Regions from separate parts of the Mus musculus genome. Here region 1 is linked to region 2. Evidence: chromatin contacts called from ENCODE Hi-C or POLR2A ChIA-PET data. All regions are on one chromosome and are shown on one strand. Each heading gives the region's core, a stretch centred on a gene start or an enhancer-like site at or near the end of the contact. The rest is flanking DNA. Distances are from core to core; before and after follow the strand shown.

Region 1 (5,904 bases), core at 1,561-4,060, 38 kb before region 2:
CTTAGACCTTTTCTTCACTAATTCTATTCAGAAAAATAGCGTTACATCTAAGTGTACCATTGCTTTGCAGCACATTATAAACACACTAAACAGAAAAGGAAATTTAGGTAGTATTTGTTGCCCAAAGCCTGTGTCCAGTTAAGCTATTCTAGTGGGATTTATGTTCCCTGAGAAGTAATTTTGAGTTTTCTGTCTCTGAGAGATACTAGCAACAAAATTCCAGAAGGAAGTGTCTTCTAGCACCCCAGTCCTGTTGTTGGAATGGTGACCTCCCCACACTCAGGAGAGAGAAGCACACTGGAGACACAAACAGTCACACACTGGACAGCTCGAACACAGAGGGTGATTTCCTTTCCTGTCCCTTTGTTAGTGGCAGTCACCTTGAGAATGCATTTTGCCATAATCAGCATATAGTGACAACAGCATCATGCAATGTTTTCAAGGTCAGGTGACTACAATGTTCAGGTCTGTGGACTACCCTAATTTTACAATAACTATACATGGCTAGACCAACATAAGTGACACATCACATGACTTATAAATGTCTTTGAGTATAACAAGGCTATTGTCACCATCTTACAAGGCAAATAAGGGTCCCTGTAGCCACTTCTGCCATGTGCCCTTTCTGGTCCCCACTGCCACAGCTAGTGGTGACTCAGAACTGTTCCTGAGGTCTAATGATCAATAAAGTCCTTTCTCTACCAACTTGGGCTCAAAGCCAAGAGAGAGCCAGTAGCCTTTCATCCACCTTACCAGCTGGGTACTTCAGAAAGCTGGACCTCAGAAGCAGAGCCTGTACCTGGGGCTACAAACAGAGATGGGGCAGCTTTGAGTCTTTCTGGTCCCTGAGCTGGACACCTTCTATATTTTGATGCTTGGAACTAAGCTTCTGATTTCATACTAATTCTTCTGCCTAATTTAGTTTGAGTTGTTTACTGTAATTTGCAACCAGGATCCTATCCAATTCATACATGGACTCCAGATGTCCTTAGGCCCTGGTGAACTGTAGACAGGACCCAGCACCACTTTGACTAAGATGTTCTGCTTTTGCTCTAACTCATACAAGATCTGTAACAGTCTGCAAAGAGTCCTCTTAAAATATCTGTGGCTATGGGCAGTTACAGGTGTGCTCTGGAACAAATCTGAAGGTATACAGCCTATAGCTCCAACACTTCTTTCTATGGTTTATAGCTAGTACCTTCTGCAAATATCCATTATCTCTTTCAGCTCCTTTTCTCAAAATCAATAGAAGCTTTTCTTTTCTGTCTCAGCTCCACCTGCCTTTACAGCCTTTACACAGCTCATTCGTCTCTCCCACAGTCCAGCCAAGTTCATGTATCAAAGGACATCCACCAGGGCCTCTTGGTGGGCTTTCCCCTGCACTACTAAAGAGCTAGACCACAACCTCCATAAGTATCCATAATGATTATCATTTCCTGTCTTGAATCATGGATCACACCACATAATGGTTTTCAGTTCTTATCTGCTTCTCCACCAAGGTGTACTCCTCACCAGCAGTGATCTTATTTCCCAACATAGTAACTACATGAGAAAGATATATCACTAAGTATTGTAGAATGACCAAATGACTGAAAAAATTCATCTCCAAAGTATGAAAGGGCAGAAAACAGAAAAAAAAAAGTACAATTACAACTTTATGGTAGTAAGTATCCACACTTCAGAGCCAGGTATGGTATATATAATTCTAGCACTTGGGAAGCTAAGGCAAGAGAGCTGTCTTGAGTTTTAGCCTGGAGTACACAATAAACTCAAGACTATTCTGAGCTACATAGCAATACCCTATCTTGAAAACAAAGGCTAACAAACACATCTACAATTTTAATTTTTGTTCCAATGTCCTTTAGTAAAATATACTTCTAGTAATTACTTCATGTAAAATACAGATTAGACTATATACCTCTGAAAGCATTTTTCTAAAATAAGTTCTTATGTTTTAAGAATTGTCTGTGTCTGTGTCTGTGTGTGTGTGTGTGTGTGTGTGTGTGTGTGTGTGTGTGTGTGTGTGTGCTTGCGCGCATGGTATGTGCCATGTGTGTGGCATGCCCAAGAGTCCAGAATAGTGTATTGGATCCCTTGGAGCTCAGTTAGAGGCAGTTGTGAATCACCCAACGGGAGTGCTGGAAAACTGAACTTGGTTATTCTCCAAAAGCAGCAGTAAGTGCTCTTAACTGCTGAGCCATCTCTCCAGCCCTTTGAAAGCATCTAAATGTTTACTTTGAATATTTGCCCAAATGAATTCACACCTTAAAGCTGTTCCTCATCCTGAACCTGTGGGACTCCTAAGTACCAACCCTGATACAGCCTACTGAAGCAGGCTAAATAGATGAACGGCCAGAAAAGACAGGCTGTGGTCCCCACTCCTGGGAAATCTATTCATCATTAGCAATGACAGCATCACAAAAGGAAACTTAGGACAAAAACATAAAGGAAAGCTATATAGAAAAAATAACCTATTGGTAAAACATGAGGTCAAATTACAACCTGAGCTAGCTAGACCTCCTTTTTAACACTCAGCATAGCTAATAGAATAAAAAAATAAAATAAAACACCTAGGCAACAGCTGGCCACGATGCTCCTGCCTAAGACCCCAGCCATTAGAAAGCCAGAGCAGGAAAACTGTGACTTCAATCCAGCCTGAGCTATACAGTGAAAACCCAGACCAGACATAGTGAGATGTTGTTTCAAAATAATAATTTTTAAAAGCTTAAGCAGTATCAACTTTAATAAACTGGCACATGCATTCCCCTGTACAAAGATTGCCACTGGCTGTGGGCCAAAATGCTCTTGACAAACAGCCTGACCACATTCCCAAACCCTGTGAGACTGAGGACCCAGTAATAGAACATGAAGTATGTCACCCTCAAGCCTGACAAAGACCTTCCCAACTCTCTTCCACCACCGCTGTAGGTTGAGACAGAGTGGCCCATAGTGCCCCTTGCTAAGGCTGCAGAGCAGCTGGGCTCAATCTTAGCTTGAATAATTTGCTTTAAAAAATAAAATAGTACCAAGAGCTTTGTCTATCCACTCAACCTGCCCCCCTTACTTGTAATCGCCCCCCCCCCCCAAAAAACCCTAAGGGATGGGGTTATGGCACTGTAGGTGTTTCATGATCATGGATGAAGGATTAAGTTTGGACTGCAGCGCCTACATTTAAAATAATAATAATAATAATAATAATAATAATAATAATAATGCATATTAAGTATGCTTGTAACACCAGCATTTCAGAGCAGAGTTCCTGAAAGCTCTAAGGCCAGCCTAACTGACATAGCAAGCTTCCAGTTCAGTGAGAGACAAGATACTAAAGCAGTGAGCAATAAAAGGAAACATTTGAGATTCTGGTCTAGCCTCCATACACACATACAAGGCCCTTGAGAGAGCACAGGCACACCACCCCTGCATCTTTCTACATATTTTCTATTCTTGTTAATGCAAAAGCATGCTTGCTCTACTACAGCCCACTACATAAGTGCTTTGATTCTCCTCACCACACATTTGTCAGCATCTTTCCTGACGATGCAGATCTTGTTTTGTTGTTTTGCTTTGTTTTGTTTTGTTGGTTTTTCGAGACAGGGTTTCTCTGTATAGCCCTGGATGTCCTGGAACTCACTCTGTAGACCAGGCTGGCCTCCAACTCAGGAATCGGCCTGCCTCTGCCTCCCAAGTGCTGGGATTAAAGGCGTGCACCACCACTGCCCGGCAGCAGATCTCGTTAATACAATAGGAGATATGGCTCCACTACATTTAACTAGCAATGCTTAGCACTTGGCCATCAGAGCCTTGAATCTACGCTCAAATGCCAGAACAGTTCTAGAGAAAGAATCCTGGTAGGTGTGTCCTCATTGCCTGCCCTGAAAATAAGGCATATATTCAGGACTGTATCCAAAATTGTCAAACAGAAAACCCTAAGAAAGCCATAAATTCTTTGTATGGTTGCTACTTTTCCTAACACATGACCTTCTTGCTAACTATAGCTGTCTTCCTCTGTCACTCTGTATTTGTTGACAACAGGAAAAGTAGAGCCAAAAAGGGGAAAGGTTAACTCCTCCCTTAACACCAGCATGAGACCATCTCTATTCTTCATCTTCACATTATAAATCATTTGAGATGGATTATAGACCAATAAAAACTCAGGGAAAGGAAGAGCTTTTTCAACTGCTTCATAGTCAAACATTATACTTTGTAGCTATGGAAACTGTTTTCTACTAATATAAATGATTAACACGCCTCCTCAGGATAAGTTCAATACACAGACTTCATTGCCACAATATTTTAATTTCACTTCCTTAGGATGTGATCCATTGGTGAGTTGGAAATTTGGCTTTAGCACTGATAAGTTATTTCTCCACCAGTGAAATAAGCAAATTCAAGCCAGATTAGATTATATTAAACACAGGTTTATTGGGAAACTGCTCTCTGGCAAGTTCACTAGCCCAAGGACGGAGGCCAGGGAAGTCACCATGGGGAGGGAGAAAGAGGGGAAGGGGAAGAGGAAGACACACGTCTGTGCAAGAGAGAAAAAGAAGGGAGGGAGGGAGGGAGGAAGGGAGGAAGGGAGGAAGGGAGGAAGGGAGGAAGGGAGGAAGAGAGAGAGACAGAGACAGAGAGAGACAGAGAGACAGAGAACGAGAACACCAAAATGTCTGGATTATGTAGGGAAGAGCCTCTGGAGGAAGGTTGGAAATGGTATGTATGCCAAGTAGGGACTGAGAGATGCTGGGAGAACCTGGAAATCAGGTCTGCTTTGGTACACAAAATATGGGCCTCAGCTCTGGGTCTGAAATCTTAATAAGCATCTCAGTTCATATTGAATATTTCTAGGCTTAGGATATACATCATTGACATCTCATATTTAAAACCATTCACTTATGACTAGAAAATATCTTTGTTACCTAGAAAACAAAATACCCACTCCTCAAAACAGGTATGCAAGATCTGATATGCCATCTCTACAGCTAGTAAGTCATGTGCGTGTAACCCACACTATGGACAAACTCAATTAATTTCTCTAATGTCATTTGGGAGACCACTGCAATTTCTCCAGTTTCCCAAACAGCAATATGCCAGATATGTTGACCGTCAGATCCTGGGTCTGGGGCCAGGATACAGAAATGATACACAGAAAGCCAAGGGCTGTTTGCCCAGGTGAGTGCCACATGTCCCTGCATATCTCCAAACACACATGCATCCACATTGTGCAGTCCTGAGCCTTCCCTGGGCTTTATTAACTTAACAAAGTGAGGAAAGACCCCTGCCATGTGAAGCAGGTAGGAGAAATGCCCTGCATGCAAATGCAGCCAGCTCTGAATATTCTTTAATATAAGCCTGACACATACTCCACAAGTCCACTCCCCAGAGGCTACTGGGACTAGAGTGCATTTTCCTTCCAGTATAAGGCAGCTTTGAGCTGAAATGCTTGGTAAGGAAAGGGAATCAGCCTCTGGTAGTTGCTTGTAGGGAGACACAATGTAGCAGGACATGTGACTGGGCTACTGTCCATCAACCATAAATAGGAGCTTGCCAGAAAATATGTTGATGGGGTAAATTCATGAAACCACCAGAATTCCAACAGCAAGTAACATTCTGAAAAACTTTAATGGCTGAAATAAAAAATCTACAACGACTTGACAACTAAATAATCTCTTTAAATGTTTATGATAAACTTCAATCCTGTAGCAGCATAACTGTCCTACACCACAACCCTCATGCCAGCCACTTTACACACACAGCCTGTAGTCCCATAGCACTGTGGAATATACTGAGAAAATGGATTCTCTCAGGTATATAACATGTGCTGCTTGCAATGTTTTAAGGAAATGCTCCAAGAAATCTGTATTATCAAGACATTTGAGACTTCTACATGGTTTCTTCCACTCACTAGAG
Region 2 (5,810 bases), core at 2,291-4,790:
CCAGTAGATGGTACAGACCCAAAGTGAACCAATGTATAGAAATCTAGGTAATCTACAACTCATTTAGGCTGGTAGCTGATATAAAAACTTTAATAGTCTGGTCATTTTTTTTTCAATGTATGTCATTAAAATGGAATTTTCTTTTATTCTCCTCTTAGAAAATGAGCCCTGGAAATTCCACAGATTTTCCTGTAACACTTTCTGATATTCTGATAGTTGAATAAATAAAATAACCAACTCTTCTGTTTGTTTCTTTTTTGAGACAGAGTCTCACTATGTAGCTCTGGCTGGCCTGGAACCTGCTACAAAGACCAGGCTGGCCTAGAATTCAGAGAACTGCTTGTCTCCTGAGCACGGGGATTAAAGGCATGTACAGACAAGGAACTTAACTCTTTCCATATAGATTTTGGTGGACAATATACTGGGAAGCAGTACACTGCAATAATTTGACAGTAAAAGTCATCCTAAGTTTTCACTTTGAAACTGGGTATGTTGGGATTTTTTTCTCCCAGTTAGGCAAGGTAAAGAGACCCAGAGATTCTTGATCTTCACCTCCTAGGTTTCTATACTAGAATAGCAGCAATACTAGAAAACAAATTGATTCATCTCTTCCAGGAAAACAATCCCCTTGGTTACAAGACATGGAATTTCAAATGGTTTTTTGTAAATCACAATCAAAACTCAACAATGACAAAGCCACACTTTATAATAAAGTCAAAGGTAGCACAGCTAATACATAGATGGGAGGTGGGGGCTGGGAGAAGAGCAGGTTCCAAGGAGTAGCAGAAGCTGAACACAGTGACAAAAGGCTTTTTTTTTTCTTTTCTTCTTTTCTTTTCTTTTCTTTTCTATTCTATTCTTTTTGTAATTCTTAAAAGTTTAGGTCAGGTCTCAACATAGCTCATATAGAAAAAGAAAATAGAAAAGGACTTCCTGAATACAAATATATGTACACACTTCTCTAAGCCCACCCATTCACCAAGAAACTCATTGAGTCCTCTAAGTTCTATACAGACACAAGGTGCTCACAGGGAGTTAAGCTAAGTACACCTCATCTAAAGTGGTTTTCCATACTTCTCTGGGCAACACTCACTCTTCAAGAGTGATCGATCATGACAGGTGACCGCTGTTACCTAAAAACAAAACAGACAGCTACTCTCAACAAGAGGAGAGCAGGATATGTGGCTCCAGGCATTATGTGAGGCTTTGAGAGTAAATGTGAATTGACTTCCTAGTAGGCAGGGAGATTCAGACCCTGCGGAAAGGGCTCAATGCAGGTTCAGATGGCTTCTCACTTTTCAAGTATGGGTGGGCAGAGACACATCACATTAACATAGTGCAGATAGCAGAGGTGCTTGCTTTGAGTGAGAACATGAATGGGAAGGGGTGCTTTCAATACAGGATGCAGACGATAAAACAGCGCTGGTAAGCTGAAGAAGACAGTCTATCTCAAGTCTAACAAAACACAAATGTTTCTTTATAGTTACTTACTAGAAATACACTGTCCACACTGCATACCTCATCTTCCAGTTTAAATCTAAAGAATTCAGCCCTGCCCTTTCTGCCTGTGGAAGGGTGATGCTCTCTCTTATCTCTAGATGGTCAGAACTGAGGCAGGAAGCACAGTCTGGGACACATTATCTTTTCCTCCATTGGAGCTTCCCAGGGACTGCTTCCAAAACACCTTGGAGAACCCCAAATTCGGGATAAAGAAAATGTCTAATCTATGAGAATCTGATAACAGAAGCAACACTTACAGCCACCTGGTTTACTCTCCACCCTGCAAGTGTTAAAAGGGAAAACGTAAAGTCAACGTCAGCTCCTCCCCATGATGAAAACTGGCACGAATGAATTTACGTTCTGGCTGCTGGCCCTCACAAATCGTTACCAAAAAAAAAAAAAGTTTACCATGCTAAACTGCTCCAAATATTAACTCAAGAGAGACGACAGGCCATTTCCACACCACTAAGCTGTAGTCTTCTCAATGAGTGGGATGACCGCTAAATATTTATTACTAGACACATTTTGGAACTTTAGTGGAGGAAAAAGGAAAAAAGAACCTACAAAACCCAAGCTGAAACTTATGACAGTTGAGCACATGATGTCCACCATGAAGAGCAAAGACGAAAGCGTATATAACACTCCGTGAAATCACAGCAGAGCAGCCGCAAAGTCTCAATGTCTCTATCCGGCACGATGGGAAGGAGGCATCCAACCTGGCCTGAGGGGGGAGGTTTTAGGGCTCTAACTCAACCAGCTCGTCACAAACACGCCGGAACAATAGTACTACTATCTTCCTCCCGCTGACAGGACCGTGTGCCTGCAGCCTCAGGGGGATCCAATCCCGAAGTCCACTGACAAGTTTCGCATTAAAATCAGGCCATTCAGAGGCCGTCCCCAAGCAGGGAGCGTGGAAGCATGTGCTGTGCTGGTGCTGGTGGTGCTGCTGGTGCATGTGGTGGTGGTGATGATGGTGGTGGTGGTGGTGGTGGTGGTGGTGGTGGTACTGCAGCTGCATCAAGGACGCAGCGCCTCTCCATTAGGGAAGAGCGCACATCCCCACCAAGGCCATTTCCCCCGCAGCCCTAAAGGTTGCTCCATCTTGCTTCGTAGCCGGGAGCCCCGGGCCCAGCCGCAGCGCGCAGGGGGCATCGCGGCTGCACCGTGCCAGTTGAGCCTGGAGGGCGGGGGCCGCGGCACGCACACGCGCGCGCGTGCACACACACACATACACACGCACACACACTACACACACACACACACACACACACACACACAAGCACGCGCGCACACAAGCACATGCACACACATGCACCCTCCCCGGGGCCACCACACGGGGCCCGGGCCAGGGTCAGGGCCGGGGCCCCGCCACCCCGAGGCCCGGCGCGCGCCCTCCCCGGAGTGACAGCACGGCCCGGCCCGCGGGGCCCCGAGCGCGCTCCAGAGAAGCGGTGTCCCGGCCCGGCCCGGGCGCGGGGCTAAGGGGGGTTGCTGTTACCTTCCGACAGCTCCAGCTCCAGCTCGGCCAGCCGGGCCCTCACCTCCAACGGGAGAGCCATGCCTTCCAGGCTGCGGTCCGCCATGCTCGCCGCAGACGCCTCCGCCCTGCCGGCCTCCTCTTTGTTCGCCGACGGAGGGCTCCTCAGCGGCCGCCACTCGAACCCGGAGGAGCCGCACTGAGGAGGCGGCGGCGGGCGGGCGGGAGCGGGAGGCCGGGCGGCGGCGGGCAGGCGCGCGGGGATTTTCTCCTTAGCCTCCTCAGCCTCGTCAGTCTCCTCAGCGCCTCCTCAGTCTCCTCAGCGCCTCGTCAGCCTCCTCAGCGTCTCCTCAGCGCCTCCTCAGTGCCTCGTCAGTCTCCTCAGCCTCCTCAGCGCGGCCCCGACCCTGGCGGTGGCCTCGCGCCCGGCTCTCTGCGCGCCTCCCCCAGCCGCGGGCTCCGGCCCCGCTCGGCCGGCACCGGATCACGGGCCCGCCCGCGGTCACGGCCACAGGGCTCTCGAGCTGCTCCGCGGCCGCCCTGCCCCGGCGGGAGCGAGCGCCGCTGCGCGCGCACCGGGCAACAAGAAGGCGCGCGCGGAGGGTGGGAGCGCGCGGACGTGCCACGGCGGCGCGCGCTCAGGGGGGCGGGGCCTCCAGCGAGTACTTCGAGAGCGCGCTCGTGGGACAGTGGTGCATTTGGCCTTAGGAGGGGGTCTTCCCAACCCTGAGGCTTAGTTAGGCTCCTCAAGACTCAAGGAGAAAAATAAAGAAGGCATTCGGAAGCACACCCTAGCCTGCTTGTTAAAACTTCAAATGTTCTGGATCATCGAGGGCTGATTTTTTTAAAATACTTTTAAGAGGAAAAAATAATTAAAAAAAAAAAACAAAACAGCATGAGACATAGATTGAGTCCTAGGTTTGAAGTTTAAAAGCATGGATCTAGAACAGACTACTATATGACCTTGAAACACACAATGTTTTGTCTAGACTTCATTTTTCCCATCCGTGGAAATAAATCAAGGTAGGTTGGGTCTGTCACACACTGTCCAGCCTAAGGAGTCTTCAGCAAGTGTCTTCTCCCTCACATCCTACAATATCATCCCCTGCTTTTCTTCTACCTCTTGTGAATTTTTTTCCCTTTGGTCATCGCCTGTGATGGTATCAATGTCTATTCTGAATGGCTGATACGGAGTCTGACTATTTGGGGGCATTCTCGCATGGCCAGCTGTCTCCAGAGTAATCTCACCTAGCTGCCCCTGAAGCCCCAAACACCACAAAACCAAAGTAAAAACAGCATCTCCTAACATTAAACATCCACCTGCTTCTTAAAGCATTTTATTAACTCTTTGAGAATCTCCTACAATGTATCCCTTAGCTCCTCCCAGAGTCATCCCCACCTCTCTACTATCCCAATTTTATGTCTATTATTATTATTATTATTATTATTCAATAACCTATGGACTCCAATTTGTTCTGCTCAAATATTTCAGGATGGCTGATCTCACAGGAGGCACATCCTTATGGAAAAAAATAATAAAAAACTGACTCTCCCTCCCCGAGAAGCCATCAACTGGCCATAGGGATAGGAGCTCATTAGCCCTTTGCTATGGCATGCTAGAATGTTAACTGCCTTCATCCTGTGCTGGCAACCATAGCTTCTGTGAGTTTGTGAGTCCAGAGGTATTGTCGTGTCCAGAAGACAGTTTTGTTCCCAGTTTTCCTCAACCTCTGACTATTACAATCTTTCTACTCCGTCTTCTGTGATGGTCTCTGAGCTTCGGGTGTGGGGTTATGATACAGACGCCCTATTTGTGACTGAGCACTCTACTGACATCTATTCTCTCCACTTTGATCAGTTGTGAGTTTCTGTGTCAACCACTACACAAAGAAATTCCTCTGATGAGGTCGGAAGTCTGCACTAGTCTGTGGGTAGAGAAATACAAATTTAGAGGGCAGTTTGATGCCTCGTCCCTTTAGCGGAGTAGTAATAGTAGGTTAGGTTCACTCCTACCTATGATCTCCCCAGCCAGATTTGCAGTACCAGGCATATGTTTCCTCCTGTGAGGCAGGTCTGAAATCCAATCAGACAGCAGTTGTGAAAGCATATGACCTTGATCTTCACACATAGTATTAATATCATTCAGGTTATTATTGCAGGGTTCATAGATGGTTAAAACTGTTAAACACACACATCCACAGCCTGCATAGCACCTTCCAGTACCAAGCAAGACAGCCAACAAAGAAGAAACTTACTGATTAGCATTGATGGATTCTGCCATGTCCTATGAATAATGTGTACGGTGCCTTCGGCCTTAGGGTCTTACCCATCACCCACCTGCTTTTATCAGCTACTAGTGTTTTCCTAATTATCTAGGCTAAAGTCACCCTGGCTTCTCTACCTTCCTTTATCTTCACACAACTTTTGCTTCTCAGTCCCCTCAAATGTATCCCACAAAAACACTGATGGTCTGCTTCCTTCCCATGCCTGCAAACACTGTTTCTAGTCCCCATGCTTCTTCCTGCCTGGAATATTCTAAAGACCATTGAGATGGTGTACCCAGCAATGGGACCCTGAAATTGTAGACACTTCTTTCAACAGTGCTTCAGCACATCTTCTTATGGAACGCAAGTGAACTTCTTAGCTTTAAACTAGGGGACCCTCACTAACTGCTCCAACCTTCAGCCTAGTCTTACCTGCCCACCCCCCATAGGTTCTTGAAGAAAGGATGACTAATATTCAGCATCCTTGCTAATTGTACATCAGTCTTCTGAGGCAGGACCTCATGTGTTCAAGGCTGGCCTCCAACTTACTATGTAACCAAAGATGGTAT

What was found. A loop is a pair of places that touch in the nucleus more often than their neighbours do. ChIA-PET counts read pairs that join two places held with the same protein, here RNA polymerase II (POLR2A).
Region 1: a map of heart shows a loop between it and region 2 (2.0-fold over the local background). The contact joins the enhancer-like site here to the promoter of Dip2c in region 2. A Hi-C loop is called at or near these places in 1 of 37 maps with a recorded cell type or tissue (heart). POLR2A ChIA-PET finds 5 or more read pairs at or near these places in 1 of 5 experiments (embryonic stem cell).

The regions. Positions count from the first base shown.
Region 1 is chr13:9,311,235-9,317,138 of GRCm38, reverse strand. All of the region lies in intron 1 of Dip2c (disco interacting protein 2 homolog C), which reads right to left. Among named protein-coding and RNA genes, the nearest start is that of Dip2c, 38 kb to the right of the region's middle. Within about 2 kb of position 2,810, at least 1 of the 3 ENCODE cell types and tissues checked has a DNase peak (open chromatin) inside an H3K27ac peak, as active enhancers do.
Region 2 is chr13:9,274,255-9,280,064 of GRCm38, reverse strand. It overlaps Dip2c (disco interacting protein 2 homolog C), which reads right to left and starts at 3,540. Exons shown (of 37, transcript NM_001081426.2): 1 at 2,999-3,540. The coding sequence starts at 3,083.